Linked DNA regions of Homo sapiens: region 2 is linked to region 1. A link is an interaction called in ENCODE POLR2A ChIA-PET data of the cell type or tissue named here. Cell type or tissue: Caco-2. All regions are shown on one strand. Each heading gives the region's core, and the rest is flanking DNA. Links, peaks and the distances in the headings are about the cores only. Region 1 holds the start of LINC00844 (long intergenic non-protein coding RNA 844). Region 2 overlaps BICC1 (BicC family RNA binding protein 1).

The links. ChIA-PET counts read pairs that join two places held together with the same protein. Peaks named below come from ENCODE experiments on the same cell type or tissue, not always from the same donor. Only the 100,000 strongest peaks of a DNase experiment are listed, where the experiment ranks them.
Region 2: POLR2A ChIA-PET joins it to region 1 with 13 read pairs; 2 of 35 experiments call an interaction of 5 or more read pairs at or near these places.

Annotation. Positions count from the first base shown.
Region 1 is chr10:58,994,684-59,004,546 of GRCh38, forward strand. LINC00844 (long intergenic non-protein coding RNA 844) reads left to right here and starts at 4,835. Exons shown (of 2, transcript NR_108046.1): 1 at 4,835-5,104; 2 at 6,546-6,934. In Caco-2, for the core only: no CTCF peak of the experiment used is centred there; a DNase peak (open chromatin) is centred at 7,538.
Region 2 is chr10:58,755,158-58,765,020 of GRCh38, forward strand. The region is part of intron 3 of BICC1 (BicC family RNA binding protein 1); the gene reads left to right. Among named protein-coding and RNA genes, the nearest start is that of LINC00844, 240 kb to the right of the region's middle. In Caco-2, for the core only: no CTCF peak of the experiment used is centred there; no DNase peak of the experiment used is centred there.

The DNA.
Region 1 (9,863 bases), core at 1,054-9,053:
TCTGTCACATGAATGAATGAATGAATTCTTATAGGACTTAAATACTTATATACAGCTTAAATATGAGTTGTTTAATTTAATCCTCACTACTAATATGTAATGTGGATATTCTTATTATCGTCATTTTACAAATAAAGAAATTTAAGTTCAGGTTGCAATGATTACGCAATGTTATCCAGCTAGGGAAGAGCAAAGGAGAATCATTAACCTTTATCTTTTCACTCCAAAGTCCAGACTTCTAAATCTGATTTCTGTCACACAGCTCCTGGATTCTGCCATTGTAGCTTGAAAATAGCCACAGAGTGCATATAAACAAATGGGCACGTATGTATTCCAGTGAAACTTGATTTATACCACAGGTGGGCCTGATTTGGCACACTGGCTGTAGTTTTCAGTCCTTAATATAAGTTCTAGTCCAGGCTATATTATTAAAAATGGCAATAATAAGATAATAAAAATACCAATAGCTAACACTTATTAAGCGATTCAGGAAATATATTTGCTTCCTCCAACTTATCTCATTTAATAAACCGAATCACAGAATAGTTATGTCACTCAAGGTCATTGAGCTATTGCTTGTAAAGTTAGATTTAAGCCCAGGTCTGCTGACTTAGGCATTCCCTCGAGGCCTTAGAATTATGACAGGAAACTCCTGCTGTCACCAAAATCGGACAACAGAGCTGCAGGATCTAAAATAAGTGACTTTGGGTGGGTGGACCCTTGTTATAGTTAGTCATTCCGTCATCTTTGATGACATGAAATCCAGAAAAATGGGGAAACATGACCCTTGTGTTCCCACAGGTTGGAGCGTGGGGATGTTAGCTGCCTAGTACAAGCCCATCACTGCATGATGTACCCTCAATGACACAGGACTCTGGAGACAGGAGGCTCTGGGGGGAAGTCTGTTGCCCCTCTTGGCATTTATACCTGCTCTCTCTAGGCCATTATTGCTTTCTAATATGCAATGTAAATATTTTCCTGCTTTTGAATCTCTAATAAAGAATGTATTTAAATAGAATTATGCAAAAATCACACAAGCCAGAGTTACAAACATTATATCAGACAGAATAAGATACCATTTCCATCTCATTCTGCCTCACCTTCAGGGAGTGTATGTTTGGTGCCAGCAACAATCCCATTCAGCAGGCAAGGCAAGCAGGCAGAGTTTTTCTGGACTGGTCATGTGTATTACCCTCATGGTGCTTCAGAAGGATGCTGTCACTGAGGCTACAGTACTAGAATCCTGGCCTCAGGAATGTGGCTTGGTGGCAAAGTGATCATTTTAGACAGGCATGACTGATTTTTTCAATGAAATAATGGTCTGTATTCAAAGCTTCCCTTAACATAGAGAAAGTATACAGATTAATTTCCAACATTACAAGAATCAAATCAGCTTCCTCTGATTTTCTTCCATTGGCAAACCTTGTTGCTTGCTCCACAGACTCCATAGGGAAGACAACATCCTGAGACCTTAGGATCTTCAGGTTGCCTTCATTGCTGTTGGGATAAGCCATAGCTGTGTAAAATATGGTACTATGAGAAGGGGGAGAAAGTGAAAGAAAGATAAGGAAGGATGAGCAAAATAACACCTTTGACTAGTTTATAAAAAGAAGTGGTGGGGAGAGGGGAAAATTGGAGCTGGTATTCAATGGTATAGAGTTTCAGTTTTGCAAGATGAAACGTTCTAGAGATCTGTTGCACGACAATGCTAATATATTGCTATTTAACAATACTGAACTGTACACTTAAAAATGGTTAAGATGGTAAATTTTATGTTGTGTGTTCTTTACCACAATTTCAAAAAAGAAGACTAAGAAGTGTTCAAATGCCAGTTTCATGACTATCTGTGTGAGACTGAGGATACTTAGGAGCCTAGTTTTCCTCACTGGTAAAATCGGGGTTATGATTCCTAACTCATTACATAAGGTTAAATGAGATGTAGTACATACAGTGTCAACAGTACTTCCTACTAGTAGAATCTCAATAAAAGCTAGTGCTCTTTTCCCTATCACTCTTCCCCAACACTTTGCCCATTGCTTAGGTAGCAGATTTTATCTTCTTATGGGATATTTTTCCAGGAAGATTAAAAATACTCTGGGTAGTACCTAGTTCTGGGTGCTGAGAGGAGTAGTGACGGAATGTCAAGAGTGCCCCCATGTAGGCTTCTGGGTGAGGAGACAAGAAAGGAAGTGTGTGAGCATACAGTAACATACACACACAATCACACACTCACACAAATCAATTAAGCAGAGTGCAAGACAGGTACATTAACAATTACTAAACCCAGAACCTTAGACAATCAGTACTCCAGATGTTTACAGAAGTGAGAGAGCAGAGTAAGCTGGATCAGTGCTTTTCAAACTTGAAAGTGCAATCAAATTCCCTGGGGAGCTTGTTAGAATGCAGATTCTGATTTCGTAGATCTGGGGGTGGGGCCCGAGATTCTGTATTTCTAATAGGTTTCTGGTCTACTTTGTTTATTCATGCATTTATGAATTCACTATTGACTCTGTCATGTGCCATGTATTTTACTATAAAGGAGGAATAAAACAATGATGAAAATATAGCCTTTCTTTCAAAAAAGATAACAGACAGGTAAAGTAAAGATTAAAATACAGAATGGTAAGTGGTAGAAATATTCCCAGGGTTCTATCGGAGCCCAGAGGCATGAGATACAGATTGAATGCTTCATGACGACTGGATAGGAGTTTAAGGGCAGTTCAATAGCATGCCCTTCAATAGGATGGGAGTGTTCAATAGCATTTTTAAGATTGTCGTGATAGGACCAAAGCAAAGGGTCTGGGAAGAAGAGTGGAGAGAGAGAAAGAGCTGGACAGTGGTCAGCGGCCAAGTTGTAAAGATTCTTGTGTGCCAAGCCAAGGTGTTGACACAACATTCTGAAAGCTAAAGTGACCTGTGCAAGGAAATCCAGAGGGAGCTCAGAGGGTCCCATCTCAAGATGGTGTGTTCTCAGCCTTGATCTTTCTATAAGTGACTATACCAGCTCCTGTCTAGGACCTAAGCTCTTGACAATGTTTTACCTGATTGAGTGTCCACCTCTTTCTTCTACCCCAAACATGTGAGCCACATTTCTTCTACTCTATGGTTTTCTTTAGAAGAGGTTAGTAATGCACAATGAAACAAAACTAATTTGTCCAAAGCAGAGCCCTTCAGAAGTTAAGAGAAGTTCCAGCAACCTTGAGTATTCGAGTCTCCTGGTTTATTTAAAAAATAAAACAGGCCAGAATAAAGTGATGACATTTACAGAATATTTTAAATATTTTCATTAAATAAATGAAAACTTTTGTCACAGTAAGTATGTTGCAAGAGAGTGTTATTTTAAAGATAATTATCATTTTATAAACATTAAAGTACATTAGAACCAGAATGGGGCATAAGATTAATGCCTGCTTTTAATTCTGTATCTTCGTGGTTTTATATATATAACCTAATTTGAAAGCAAGAAAAGTGAAAAGGTGAAGACTTTTGTAAATGTGAGGCTGGCTGTAACCGTCTCTGCCCCTTTTCTCCCTCCCTACCTACCTAACAGTCCCTGATCTAGGAATTTTGGAGATTCTGTTTTTCTTTTCTAATTATTGGAGAAAGCACTACAATGCACAGAGCACTAGATTTCATAGAGAAAAGCAATTGAAGGGTAGGCAAGGTGACCAAGTACCAAATATCAGTGACTTTTAAAGACCACCTTGAGAGCCAAAGAACCCGCTGTGTTGCTCCAACCTGATGCCAACATGGACACATGCAGCAGAATGACAAAAACCACCGCAGAGGAAACAGGCATGTCAGCAAGTAAGAGACAGACTGGCGAGTCCTCTATTATCACCCCTCTTTTTTTTGTTGGCTTAGTGGAAGATTTCCTGATTTGAAAAGACAAGTTTATTTTTGAGACAATGAAACACAAATGAATGTGCAAAGAAAAGGCATATCTGGCTAGGCACGGTGGCTCACGCCTATAATTCCAGCACTTTGGGAGGCTGAGGTGGGCGGATTATGAGCTCAAGAGATCAAGACCATCCTGGCCAACATGGTGAAACCCCATCTTTACTAAAAATACAAAAATTAGCTGGGCGTGGTGGCGCATGCCTGTAGTCCCAGCTACTCATGAGGCTGAGGCAGGAGAATCACTTGAACCCGGGAGGCGGAGGTTGCATGCAATGAGCCGAGATTGCACCACTGTACTCCAGCCTGGCGACAGAACGAGACTCCGTCTCAAAAAAAAAAAAAAAAAAAAAAAAAAAAAAAAAAAAAGAAAAGAAAAAAGCATATCTGCCAGCCAAGAATCAGTTTTCAGCTTAAAACACAATAATACAGACCAAATTTAGCTCCTGTTCCCTGAACCAGTGGCAAAAGCAGCTAGTGCACGTGCCCAGGAAGCCACATGCAGCATGTTTATCCCACTATCCAGCTCTGTGGTGCTTTACTGGTTCTACACGTTAGGATTACAGATCCTTGTAGGAATAGCTTCTGCGCTTTAATGATTTCTTAAGAAAAAATAAAACAAGATCTAGATCATAGACTCCCATCAGAGAGCTTACTGGGAGAAAGAGCTGTATCGTGAATTATGAAGATTAAAGGGGCATCCAACAAGGGGAAAAATTAAACTATTATCTCGTTACTTTGGTAAATTAAAATTGCCAGGCCTAGGCAAAGATCTGACTGGCCAGAGTGAATTTTGGAGTGAAATTTTATGGTTATGTCTTTTAAAAGCCATGTAAATCAGCAAGCGTAAAGCTGACAGGACCTTGCAGGCTTCAGCAAGAACACACTGTCCCTCTCATTTATTTAAAAGAATGCTGCCCCTGCTCAAAGGCCTGCAGTGAGCCATGCCAATGTGGTTTGGCTGGACTGTGAGTGCTTGATGCAGTCTGATAGGAGGATGGGGGTGGCGCAGAGAACATTGAAATCAGAAAGGATTCTGCTCTGTAGAGACAAAGGAAACACAGAGACATAGACATGGATCTGGGAAATACACCTTTTGCTACTCGTTCAGTTTTAGCAAGGAGGTTTCTTGCATGGCTAAGCAAAACTTAAACTTCCTCTGAGAATTACAGGAATTACAGGACCTGACAAAGCTATGAAGATTAAAGTAAGTTAAATTGACTACTTTGACCAGTCTATGATTAAATGCCCTATATAGGATGTAGAGACAGGTGTCTGGTTCAGAAGAGGAAGGGAAGATTGGAAACTGGTTGGAGTAAGAACTGAGCCTGTGGACTATGAGAATGTCAGAGCAGAAAGGGCTTTAGAGTGAATCTGGATACCCTCATTTATATAGATGTGGCAATGGAAGGAGACCCCAGGTGATTTTCTTAGGGTCACACGGTGATACCTTGTTGTGATGAATATATACAGCTAGTAGAACTTTTGATTAATGTGAGTGCGGCAGATTTATTGCAACAGGGGCTCCAATTCTTTTCTTCTCTCTATCCAAGCACCATGGGATGTAACTTTGTAGCTCCTCCCATCAAGAAGTCTACTCAAGAGGTCTCATTGAGGTCTACTTCCTGTACCTCCAAACCTGGGTTGGCTTTGAGACTTGCTTTGGTTAGTAGAATGCAGCAGATGTGATGCTATGCAGTCCCAGGCCTACGCCTCAAAAGCTGTGCTTGCTTCTGCTCCTTCTCTTGACCTTTGCCTCTATTAGCCCTGACTAGCCTGCTGAAGGGACAGAGACCACAGGCACAGAGCTGAGGTGTGCCAGCTGAGGCCATCTGAAACATGGGAGAGAGAGATGGCTATGGTCAAAGAAATGCTCAGCCAGGCCTGACCAAGATCAACAGAACCCACCAGCTAACTGTGAATGTGAGAACAGTAAGAATGGCTGCTGTTTTAAGCCTCTTAAGTTTTGGAGGTGGTTGTTTGCAACATTCTTGTGGCAACACTTGGCTAGTCAGTGGTGCTATAATGAGAGGTTGGTCACTGAGAGGAGAAAGAGGGAGCAGGATAATCCCTGGCATGGTAGGTCTTGCAGTTTCCATCATGGAGTATGGTGGCCAATTTAAGAAAGAAACTGTCCTGGAAACAGATCCCAGAAAAATCTCCTCACTGTGATTGTGGCATTGTGCTGTCTAAATGCCAGACAATCCTGAAGGGTTTGTATCATCACTTCCTAAATTAGAAATGATCCTAGGGCTCTTCCAATTCTGATTTTATAGAAAAGGAAGCAGAGGCTGCGCAGTGTTAAGGCAAGACTAGCTGCTTAAGTTAATGGGCCCAACACAAAACAAAACTGTGGAGTCCCTTGTTAAAAAATTACTAAGATGGTGACAGCAGGGCCTTAAACTAAGCACAAAGCCCTTTTAAGTATGGGACTCTGTGAGACCGCACAGATCTTATGCCCATGAAGCTGACCCAGATTTAGGCAATTTGTCCAAGGACATCACTTCGGAAGATTCATCCATCAGGCTATTCTTTACCCAAAAATGTAACTTGGTATATTTGTTAACTGCTAGTTCAAGAAGCAGGGCAGGAACCTAAGGCCTCTAGTTCCCACTCCAGTGATTCTTCTTTTTTTTTGTTTTTGACAGACCTATAGGAAGAAAATCTGAACCAGAAACAGTATGGCAGAATTGGGATCTGACTCACAGAGGGAAGAACTTATAATTCTTCACAGGTCACATAGAAGCATGAGAATTTGGGTTCAAGCAAGTAAATTCTAAATCAGAATCCATACATAAAGTGTTTGCAATGTCCAGTTATATCTCCATGATATTTTCTTTGTGGAAGTTGATTGTTCTTCCTTACAATAAATTGCTTGAATTGTCTGTCTATTCATTTAGCTATTTCTTTTCTTGTCTTTGCGATATTTTTTTTTGTAAGTAAAAAATTTTCAGACTAAATAACAGGGTGTAATTTTTTGCTTTGTTTCTCCTAAGTTTTGTCTTGTTTATGACATTAATAATTTTCTAAAATCTCTGATTTCTTTTCTGTAGAATGCTTGAAAAATGACAGCTCAATATGCACATTACCCCATCCCTAACCACCTTCGTCACTACTTTGAATACTCTTCTCTCACCCGACACTGCAGTTAAATATGATTGGAATCCTTGTTTCTATAGTAAACCAGTCTACTTTATTTTATGGATGATTAATTTAAAAAATTAAACTCTGGGCTTCCTTCAGGTTTTCTAAGGTTTTTCCCACTGGCTTATAATGGAAAATTCAAAAAGGGCCTCTCAGGTAACAGAGACAAGTTTGTAGATTTAAAAAAAAATTCCTTTAGAAAAGACAAGGTTTCTGTGACCTCCTTTTTGTGAGACAATGAAAGTGACAAGACAAGATCTTAAATAATAAAGTTAAAGCCATCAGTAAAGGCAAAAGTCAAAGATGTGAAACATCTGTGAGAACACACGTAAAAGCTAGTGGGGATATCTCGAGGAACAGAGCTCAGTTTTGCATCAAAGTTCAGGCCAACTGAACACCAAGGCTTGATGGCAGCCAGAGTCTTGCTGTGTAGAGTCTGGTTGCTTTCTGAATGGACACGGATTCTTGCTTTGAAGATTACTTGTTAACTCACCAAACACACCCAGCCCAGCTACCTGCATCATTCCTTTGTCAAGGTTCCCACCTACCTGGCCCAGCTGCAGGTGAAGGCCAGATTCTCAGGGTATTTTACCCATCCCCACTTCTTCTCTTTTAAAAATCACTATTCTGAATTTACAGTTGGCCAATGACCTCTAACTGGATTAATAAAATGTCTAATTTAGTTTGGAACATTGAGCTTCTGTTTCACTTTGGCTTGTTCAGGTTTTTATTAAATCAGAATAAATTTTCATAGTCCCCATGGAAATGCCAGCCTTCTCCATTAAGTTGGCAAAACATTTCCATTTCCAAAGAAGTATTAAAACCTGTTTCCGGCCAGGCATGGTGGCTCACGCCTGTAATCCCAGCACTTTGGAAGGCCAAGGCGGGCAGATCACAAGGTCAGGATATCAAGACCATCCTGGCCAACACGGTGAAACCCCATCTCTACTAAAAATACAAAAAATTAGCTAGGCATGGTGGCACGTGCCTGTAATCCCAGCTACTAGGGAGGCCGAGGCAGGAGAATCGCTTGAACCAGGGAGGCAGAGGTTGCAGTTAGCCAAGATTACAGCACTGCACTCCAGCCTGGCGACAGAACGAGACTCTGTCTCAAACCACCACCCCACCCCACCCCCCCAAAAAAAACCCCTGTTTCCAGAGAAGGTCCTGTATTGGTCAGGACTGGTCAAATAAACATGGGTCATAATAATCATGACGTCCTGTCCTGGTTTTTATCTTTTGGGTATGGTTTGTCTTTTGCTACTTGGTGTTTCTACCCAATCTATTTCATATCTGTTTCCCGCGTTTCTCTTGTATATTTCAGCCCAAACACCAAAGCTGTGATCCATTTTTAGTTTCCAAGGTCACATTGGCACAGAAATCTTTCTGCAGGCATCCCTTGAGGAAAACACCAAACTACAACTTTCTGCCCTTAAGCTAAAGGCTGTATAAGCCTCTAGCTTCTTGCCTTCTGTTCAGCTGGGGATTTTTCTCTTCCTTTTTTATTCACTCTTTTTCCATTTCCTTCTCTTGGCACCAGGTACCCCAGATTCCTTTCTCTTGCTCTCTCCTGCTTTCTTTCATTTGACCCTGAAAGCCAAAATGCTGATAAGCTCCCTTCCTTTGCCTCATTAAAAAATTGCCATAAAATTTATAGCTGACTTAGGCCAACCATCGCTGATCTTCTTGATTTAGTTACTGCCAAGAAGTGTTTTATGATCATCCACTGACTTATTTACAACAAACCCAATGAAGTCCTTGGTATTAGGAGCCTGTATAGATATTACTTGTTTGGAAAATAGGGTGGGTACTTAGGTACTTGAATTTCTCTGTGTAGGCTGGGGTGGTTTGGGTTGTTTTGCTTATGCATTTCATATGGAAAGGCATAATCCCAAGCCTTCATATGTAATAACATGGACTCATTGTGCTGCTGTGTGGCAAATGTATACAGCCCTGAGACAGCACAGGAAATTTTCCAATACTTCTCTAAGCATTAGTTTCAGGAGGCCATTTGTGAGGCTGGTAAGAGAAAACAAATTGTGTTGGTCATAATAAAATTGTCCGTTGGTGGAAACTGTTTGAATACCTCAACGTAATGAGGTTAATTGATTATACAAAAGTGATTTAGAGGCTGATGTAATAACCACCTGTTTTGAGTCTGCTATTTGAAAGACGGGTCAGGGCAGGAATAAATTAAATGTTTGCAACATTTGAATTGTGTTGATTGTTCAGTTGTGTATTTAGAATATGTGAAAGGGATCTGTTCCCCCTGTAATCCCTGATGCTGTTGTTGGTCACAACATAAATTTAAGGTGTTCAATAGTACCAAAGCTCTTTAACGGGTGAGGCTTTGTCCTGAGTAAAACAGTGTAATTACCTGGAACAGATCCATAAAGAAGAGTTGTAATGCATGTTTCCAAAGAGAAATCCTGACTGTATTTTTTGGAAAGTGAACCCTAAAACAATGGTGCCAGGAATTACTCGAACACTTCATTGTCATAGAAGAAATCTGATGTCTGAGGAACAGTTGTAATAATCTGCCTTCTCTGTTTGCTTCCCCCAACCTGGCTAAGGATTGACTTAGGGTCTGGGGTGGTGGCAATAAAGATTAAGTGTCTGCAACTGCACTACTGATTACTATATGTTCCTTTGCTGAGGCCACTGCTATTTTCTAAAGAGTTGCTAGTGGAGAAGAGCCTGGTGATGAAGGTAGAAAAATAAAGACTCACTTCTTTAAGTTTAAAGTGTACTTCACCCAATAAATACAGAAGCCAGAAAAAGGAGTGATCATAGCAGGCAAATCTGACACAGCACTGTTAGAG
Region 2 (9,863 bases), core at 1,125-9,124, 240 kb before region 1:
GACTGTTTCATTTAAATCAAGTATAAATGCACAGAGGTAAACAGACACTCCTATTTAGTCTTAAGAACTTGGTTTGATTTGGAATTTTAACTGCCAGGGCCCACTGTTTAGTGTCTAGCCTGCTTTCTATTTCCTGCGCTATTGTTTTGCTTTTGGTCACCTTAGGGGAAAGGCTACAGCTTCCATGGTCCCAAAGTCAGTGGCGCTGTCAGATTATAAACTGAGAAGAGCTGATTCCTTGGTGGACAACCAGAGTTCTTCATGTGATTTTAGTTTACATTTAGTTGGATTTCACATTACAGTACATTTGGTGAATTATTTCCTGAATGAGACTGAGAAATCACTGGGCTCTGGCAACTCTGTACTGCTTCCTCTGCTTTAGGGATTTTCTGTCTGAAATCTTCAGAAAAAGTTGCAATAGAGTTCATGAAAACCCTCAGTTCTAAATGGACACATGAAGAAACACCTTAGGTTTGAAAGGGTGTTTTAAAATTACATTCCTGTCTTGTATTTTTTTTTCTCCTTTTTATTTTTTTTTTCTTTTTGGCCTAAGTTTCAATGACATTCTGGAAGATGAATTTCAGTTGGGTTTTGGGAAACTATTTCCAGCAGCGGTTGAGTCTGGATTTGATTCCACAGAGTTACAGCCGAGGCTTCTCTGCATTGGCCACACCTGCTTTCTTGAGCAACCTGAGAGACACTGCCTGTGGACATTTTCCACTACTTAGTGATTAGTCACCTCACAGTTCTGCTGTTTTTGCCGTGAGATAATTTCACTTTCTCCTTCTGCTCCTGCGTGTTCTATGTCTGTTTTCACCCATCTTTGCTTTTCCCATTTTCCTCTGGATTTATTTATTCTGTCCCTTACATTTCTTTATACATTTGCCTCTTCTTATCCTGGGAACCTCACACCTCTGCTTGTTCCATTTTCACTTGTTTCTGGATGTGTTGTATCTATTCCTTTGAAAAACGTTGCTCTTTTGTAACATGACCTGTCCCAGCATCATCAAGATAGAGACTTTTAAAAAATACTCCCTTTCGTATCTTAGAAGGCAATAGATCTTCTTTCCCAGCCAACCAGCTGGAAAGGCTTTTTTTTGCTTTTCCGTTTTTTGCATTTCCACGTAGACTGCGTTGCTCCTTGCTAGAGAAACCACAAGCATTCCTGTGTGAAATGAAACTCGCTGTTTTGTGATTTTGTGTGTGGGGGTGGAGAGGGGCATGGTAATATTTAGAGTCCCTGGCCTTTGCCTCCCAAAGGTTTGTCATTAACATTTTGTTGATTTTTAAGCTTGCTCTTATATTTAGGACCAGTTTACTGAGTTTACCTCCCATTCCCTTTCTAGCAGGACACCCAAGAGTCCTGTTTGCTCATTTCCTCTTGTCCTGGTCCCACCCTAAGGGTTTTCCATGGGCTCGCACTTCTCAAGGAGTTCTTGGGATCCAGGACCCTTTAGCAACTACTAGCCTTTTTTTTTTTTTTTTTTTTTTTTTTTTTTTTGCCAGAGTCTTCTCCTTAGCAACTGTAATGGCATATTAAGTTACCAGTTAATTCCTTTGTGAGGAAGCGTAGCAGTTTAATATCGAACAAAGGCATGTTTGAGCAAATATTGACAATTGAACACTTTAGCAACATTAAGATGCCTTTTATAATGGATCTGTCTTACAAAGAAAAGCGATAACTTTCTAGTCTCTTATGCTGTCCAAAACTCAGGGACTTCGTAGATTTAGATAACATGATTTCCTTGGTAGTTGGATTTCAGCAATATCATAGACTTTGATAGTGAAGCATGCTTGTATGCTATTTTCAAATAATTTTCATTGGTGCTAACATTTTTAAAAATTCAATTATTGTCTCACTGCTTTAATTTCTTAGTTACTCTAATAACAAAGCCCTTTTATTGTGCAGAGAAGTAACCGTATGTAATTTATAATACGGGATGCTGAACAGGACTTATCGTGTAACCCGCTACAAGACTTTAGAATATACAAGGACTGTATATAAAATAATGAGACCAAGTCTGTGGCTCAGGCATGAAATCAGCCACCTTGTTGAATGTTAAACTACTTTTATATAATGTTCTGTGGATTTGTATTTGTTCATGAGTATGTGAACATTTCTCCTCTATGAAATAAAGCTGTCAATGAGTTCTATGAAATCGTAACACATTTTCTATAGGACGAGTATTTGACGTTATGGTTAAATATAGTACCAATTTATCTACCCAACTATTATCATGTTTCTATGTTTCTACTGGAAAATGCACTCCTAATTGAGATGTCAGAGGTGAGAACTAAAGCCTCTGTGAGACTAGCATTTAAGAATGCAGAAGTAAATATCAGTGAGTCCATGCCAGAGTGGAGCTTATCAGTAAGTGATGTTATGGAGAGTATATATTCAGAGTCTCTGACTAAGGTTTCAGTTCCTTTAAGAGATTGAGTCCGTAAAAAGGGACAGGAAGGGCACAGGTCTTTTAATGCTGTACACCTATGTAATTTCACAAGAGCCAGGACCCCCCATCCAGGTCAGCCACTCTCAAGATATTCAAGACATAACTTCCTTCAGTGATTATTTGTATGTTTAGGTTGTTCTTGGGTAAACTGTGTTAGAACCAGAGATGCCATAAATATCAATGCAGTCTGTCCTTAAGCCTGTGGCTGCCAACTCAGATCAGCTGTGTACAGCTGACCTTTACATCAAAGGCTTCTCTTTTTGCTGCCACAGCAAAAGGTTTGAAGTTCTTGGCAGTCAGCAACACTGTGAAGAACACAAGGGGAAGATGCATTTCCTATCTCAGAAACAACCCATAGGAAGCAACCTTAGCAGTGGTGCTTGGTTTCCTAAGCCATTCTGCATAAGACATAACATACTGACACTTAACACATTTGCAGTATTTTTCCTTCTACTATCTTAAAAAAAAATATATGTAGTTTTAAAGTCATCCTATGAATGATTAGGCTTCTGTGAGCCAAACCTAGGTCAGTAGCCGTCATTAAAAATTTTTTTTGGTTGGAAAAATATGTTGTATATTTCACATAACCAGTTCATATAAACACTTACAGAATATAATCCATTCATAAGTTTGCGGTTCCCAAGTGTGTGTTTAGCATGTGCCATATATACTTATAGATTTGACATTATATAGGAGCCCCTCACTATAAGTGCCTAAAGGTTGCTAGATGATTACTAATGTATTCTTCCCCTACCAAATTGACAATTCTCTGCTACTGAATAAAAAATGGAACTTGTGATGTATCCTAGAACAGGCTATTAAATCACTGCCATGAGTATGACATTCACTAAGAAAGGAATTCCTGGCACATAGTTCATCTAGTTTTTCTCCTCTTCCCTATAAGGTCTGTGACAAAAAGGCAGTTCACTGTTCTTCTTGTCCCTGCCTGGTTACAAGGTTAGTTCTAATAACCAAACTGTGGGTCTAGATAGTAATTCTATTTCAACCCTGTAAATAATTACCCAAAGCTGCCAAGCTTAAGAAATGTTTTATCAGACATTTCTTCTCATCATCGGTAAGTCTAAGATAATGAAACAAATGGCACTAACTTTTTTTATTTTTTACTTGTGAAACATTTCTGTTTTGGGGAATAAAAGAGCAAGAGATTTTTAAAGCTCTGTTAAGTTCTGTAAAGTCTGATCAGAAAATGGAATTAAAATTAATAAAAACTGAGCTTTTGTTCTAATAAGATTTTTTTTAAGCTGGCCACTTGCTTAAGTCCAATTTAGCTTCCCAAGGACAGTATCTTTGATCATTAAAATATTTATTTATTTATTTATTTATTTATTTATTTATTTATTTATTTTGAGATGGAGTCTTGCTTTGTCACTCAGGCTGGAGTGCAGTGGCACAATCTCGGCTCATTGCAATGTCTGTCTCCCGGGTTCAAGTGATTCTTCTGCCTCAGCCTCCTGAGTAGCTGGGATTACAGGTGTGTGCCACCACACCCAGCTAATTTTTGTATTTTTAGTAGGGACGGGGTTTTGTCATGTTGGCCAGGCTGGTCTCGAACTCCTGACCTCAGATGATCTGACCACCTCAGCCTCCCAAAGTGCTGCAATTACAGGAGTGAGCAACCACACCTGGCCTGATCATTAAAATATTTAAGAGAGTGGCAATATAAGCAAAAATGATTCAATATAAACAAATACAAATTTCAATATAAACAAAAAGATTTATGAAACCTAAAATATTTGAAACTTTTCTAGAGAGAGAACACTAGTCTAAATATCTAGGAAGCAGGCATTTAAGTCCTTGTGCTGGCATATGAAATGGGTTAATTCCTTGATACAAACAGCTCTGGGTATTTATTGTATGTATTTGTATAGTGGCATAAAACATTCTTTACTAAGTTACAAGTCAAAACAGTAAAGGAATGAAAATGACTAAATTGTTCATTTGTTAATACAATATTTCCTGTTTACTCTTTTTCTATGGTGTAAAAGAAACTGAACATTGACTTTCTGTTTTGTAAAACCTAAAAATATAATTAAGAAGAAGAGAGCAGGCCTGGCGCGGTGGCTCACACCTGTAATCCCAGCACTTTGGGAGGCCGAGGCGGGTGGATCACGAGGTCAGGAGATCGAGACCATCCTGGCTAACACGGTGAAACCCCGTCTCTACTAAAAACACAAAAAATTAGCCGGGCTTGGTGGTGGGCGCCTGTCGTCCCAGCTACTCAGGAGGCTGAGGCAGGGGAATGGCGTGGACCTGGGAGGCGGAGCTTGCAGTGAGCCGAGATCGCGCTACCACACTCCAGCCTGGGCAGCAGAGTGAGACTCGTCTCAAAAGAAAAAGAAAAAAAAAAAAAAAAGAAGACAGCAAAGAAGTGAGAAAGGAGTTTTGGAAGGGGTTGTGATCATTTGCAATGTGACACGATGTTAGCTGCTTTTCATAAGCGCGTTTTAAGCAAATGTGTTCTTAGCTCTGTTTTTGGTTTTAATAGTAATTCCACTGTGAATTTGTATGTTGTGGAATGAGAGAATAGTGTTAAAAGGTGCCTGGTTGTTGCCAGATCTAAGAATGGGAATGATTTTCTCAGGCAACTCTTATTCCATCAAGTGTGTTAAATTACTGTAAATTACAATCATGCAGGAGATTGGTGGTCCCCAAATGACGTTTTCCACTATTTGCAGCTCCTTAGTGTATCTATACCTAACAGTTTTGCATCTTGTTAAACCGCAGCATTCATATATTACGCCTCTTCCACAGAGAAGCTCACATGTACATTCCAGGTGGAATCCCACCGTAATATATACATCACAACCAAACACCATAGAGTAGGTTTTCTGAATCATTTATTTAATTGGTATTTAATACAGAGGAATTTCTGTTTGCCAAAAAATGTTTTTTGTAATCTACTGTAAGCAGACTTAAATTGTCCTTGTTAATGGCTTTGAGAATTATTTTTTTTACCATTAAAGAATAATTTTCTGGGAAAATAAAAAATGATGAGACTCATACAGACATAAATTGAACACGTGTTAAAGATTTTATGAATCTTATTAATGGAGAACTAGGAAGATGTCATAACCATTCAAAGGAGAATCATAGATTTATATGGAATAAAGAAATGTGAGATGAATTTACAAATGGATCTGAAGCTGGCTTTTTCTAATGGGAGGAGGAATGTAAATTGAACCTCCAAGGGACAGAATTTATTTGTATTGTCTATAGAAAAGACTTACTTTGCTTTGGTCTCATTTATCTAAAACAGAGCTATGAAATATTTCAGAGGCAGTAAAATGCCAGAATCAGAGGACCCCAAAGGGTGTTCTCTAGACAATGCATTGTTTTCCATTGGAAACACCTAGTAATCCTTTTTGTTTATCACCCTGCCTGGCAAAATTTTTGTATATTTTTTTTTAATAGAGACAGGGTTTCACCATGTTGGCCAGGCTGGTCTTGAACTCCTGGACTCAAGTGATCTGCCTGCCTCAGCCTCCCAAAGTGCTGGGATTACAGGCGTGAGCCACTGCACCCAGCCTAAGAGACCAAGAATTTATGAACAGAATGACAAGTTTGTGTGAAAGTACATGATGCTAAGATACAGATGAAGGCTACCCCACCTCTGTGCTAGCTGTCTACAAAAGGAGCCGAGTGCGGCTGGAAAGAAAGTTGCTTCCTTTCCAATTCGAAGAGGAGGTATACAAATCCTAGAGCTGGGGGCAGTGACAAGGTTTAAAATCGATGTGAGAGAAACACTAAGGAATGAGTCAGTGAAAGATTTTAAACTCCATCACACCCAACTCAGTTTCTCTTTAAAGGAAATGGCAGAGATGCCCATCAATGTAGATTTTTAGAGATGGTTTATTGTGATTTCCCATTTATGTTAATTAGCTTTATCTGTCCCCTTTCATTTCTTTTGATAAAATCACTTAGAAAAATGTAGACGTAGTTATGTGTGTTAAATAATATAATTCAGTGTGACAAGGAGTTGCGTCCCTGAAGATGTGTTGTTGAGAATGGATGACAAACAGTTCAGGTCAACCTTGAGTAAGTGTGAGGAAAAAATAAAAATAAATAAATGAAGGATGTAATTGGGCTCCTCTCCTGGAGACTGAAAAGTAAGGACTGGCATGGAAATCTTTGATTTTTGGCAGTATATCATTATCTTTAGAGGTCTAGAAAAAGTGCCTACGTCATCCTTTCTATGAACACATTTCAGGAGCTGAGAAGTTCCTATCCATCATGAATAAAAGCAACCACTTGCATGTGGCTTTTCTAGAAAAAAATTCTTATAAAACATTTTCATCAGGAAAGAACCAGGAGTCTAAAGTCAGATGAAAGAACGTCAGACTGTAGAAATCAGCTTTGTAGGTATGAGTCCAGGATCAGTTTGAGGTCAAACCCCTTTGCACATGTTTTTAACTTTGCACCGCCCTCGCTCTCAGTGCTGGCTCCTCCACTCATCTTTGTTGCTAATTCATGTTTGAGAGAGTCTGCACAAACTCCCCACCCAGGCTGGTATGGGCCTTAATGCAAGTTTGTGTGTCCAGGAGACTCACAAATCTGATCAATTTCAAGGGCAAGTAAGTGAAAGCTGGAGAATGTACAAACAGAAAATCGAAAGCTATGGAAACTTGAAGAGACAAAACGAAAATGTAAGAAATGCCACTAAAATGAGAAAATATGGTCAAACATTGAGAACTGATTTGCAGATAAGCTTTATGGGAATGTCTGTGAAATATTGGAGAGTGTAGGTGTCAGATTTGCTGAGTACAGCAACAAAAAATATCTAAAGCATATAGTGGTAGTACCAAAATCAAGATTCATAAGGTTTTACATGATGTAGTATCTGGCCAAAAATGTGGTCAGCGTTGTTTTTTGTTTGTTTGTTTGTTTGTTTCCACACTATGTGGTAAAAGGAAGAAGAACAGGTTATTAAGTGGCCAGCATTCATCTTTATAATCTGTGGTGTCTGTGGTCAGTCCTGCTGCAGGGAATATCCAGCCTGTATGCTTACACATGTGGACTGGTTTTCATGATGGACCATTTCAGTGCCAGGTGGTGTACATGACATTAAGCTTCTGTACACACTCTTTTCAAAATTTTCTTTACATGAAAATTAACATCAGTTTTTATTATGAGATGGAAGTTAATAGTCATTGACAAAACTTGAAAATGTACTTTAAAAACTTTAAAAAACAAAGAGTTCTCTCTCTCCAGATCAACCTTACAAGTACATCACAGGATTTAAGCAATTTCATCGTAACACAAAGGAGGCCCAGTACATTCTTCAGTGCCAGAGCCAATCCACCTGTGTTGGTTAGACTCAATGAAACAGAAAGTTTATAGGTTCTAAATGTAAAATGGAGCCAGCCCTATTATGTTTGTTGTTTTAAGGCCCTGTGATATATTGTTTTTGTGAATGGGGGAAATATAGGAAAAAAAACACTGAGTTTTGAATTATTAACATACTATGATTTGCTTCATAATTCTCAGATGTAGTTCTGTCAGATCCTCAAAATGTGCACAAGATTGACCATCCCTTCCAGGAAGAAAAATAATATGCTTCCAATAATGAATACACTCTAAAAATATATGGTAGTTACTTTAAAAATATTGGAGATATTGGGAAAAATTATTAATATATATTTTTTCTTTTAAATGCTGTTAAGACACTAGTCACTGTAGCTGATAGCATGGGTTAGTCAACCTTCACAAGTGATTTTAAAACTGTGAGAGTATAGCCATAGCCCTGAGCTTTTCCCAAGACAGCATCCCAAAGAACAAGTTAAATGTGATTTAAATGGAAGAAGAAAATATTTTGAGGTACAAGTGGACTCAATAAATTTAGGAATTACTATATTTGAAGGAAAAAAGAAAGCATAGTGGTTCCTACTAATGGATTGTGCCTCACTGACCATTAGAATTACATACACAGGAGAGATCCTTGAGGAGTTAAGTTCTGAGTACAGACTAGTGTTTATATTAAAGGACAAGATCACATGCTGGTGATCTGTTAACCTTTGGATTGCTTTTTCTACAGTGTTCTTTCTTAAACTGTGGAGATCCCCATTGCACCACCCAGAAAAGAGAGAAGAGTAATGAATTTTGGACCTGGCACGTTGAAATTAAAGAGCATGAAGAAAGTGAGAAGTTGTTTACTAGGCGTTTGAGACTAGCTGGGAGGCTTGGAATAGAGGCCTAAACTAGGAAACTGGAATTGGAAAGAATCACAATACTAGATAGTAAAGTTACACAAGTAGACGCCCTAGGCAAAAGGCCTGGAAGAGAATAAAGCCAAAGGGATCACTTCTAAGAGCAGAGGCAGAGAAGACAGGAAACTAACAAGGAATATCAAATGAAGACTCACAGGCATGGAATTGCTATACATTTAGTGGTGTTTGGGGGCCCTCAGAAGGTACAGGTACAGGTACAGTAACACATACTGATGTTTACTTACACTTAAAATGAAATAGGCACTATTGTCAAAACCATTTAATGAGTGAGGAAACTGAGTTCACTTCAGTAGACCCAGGACTCATACCTGTATTACTCTGAGAATAGCCAGTTGCCTACATTAGGCTTTTGAAAGCTTAATTAGACAAATGATGAAACAGAGAACTAGACATGACAGTGAATTGGCAGAAACACTGTTTCTTCAGAGGCCCATAATCAGCTTACATACCTAGAGACCCTAGACTGAGCCATAGAAGTGGAAACAAATCTGATTTATATGACTGTGGAGAAAATCTTGTACTTGGAATGCTGTACCCTGTTCTCGACACATTATTGGCAGAAAGATACATATCAAGGAAAGGACCTGGAATTCACTTGTGGATGAAAAAGCAAAAGAAATAAATGTGTAAGGCAGTAAAAGTATATAGAAAGTGAAGGTGATACTCATGTATGTGCTGACATAACAGAAGGAAAATGACCTGAGTAAGCATAAAACTGATGCCAGAGTCAGGAAGAGAAACATAGAGCCTGGAAATTGATCACTAATTTCCTTCTTTTTTTTTTTTTTTTTTTTGTTCTAGGCTTGACATTTTCCACTTTCTTTCTCCTAAAACAAGAAAGGGGACAGGTTGTAGATTTTATGTCTTTAATTTTCTTTAATTCTTGCCTAACAGTGATAAAAACATAAGATCAGTGGGCTGAAATTTAGGGACACTGAGGGAATGAAAATAGAAAACTAAACCTGGATAAGTTCATCAGCATGTCTGGGAATAATCAACAGGTTATATGAGAAACAGGTTTTAGTTAAGTTACTAATCTGGAATAATCAAGGTGATAACTGTAAATTAGGAGAAAGTTTGAATCTAAGAGCTTGTATTAAAAGAAAGTTTTCTTTTCCTCTTTTGGGTTACATAACCAAATTATGGTCTAATATTCCTAGGGAAA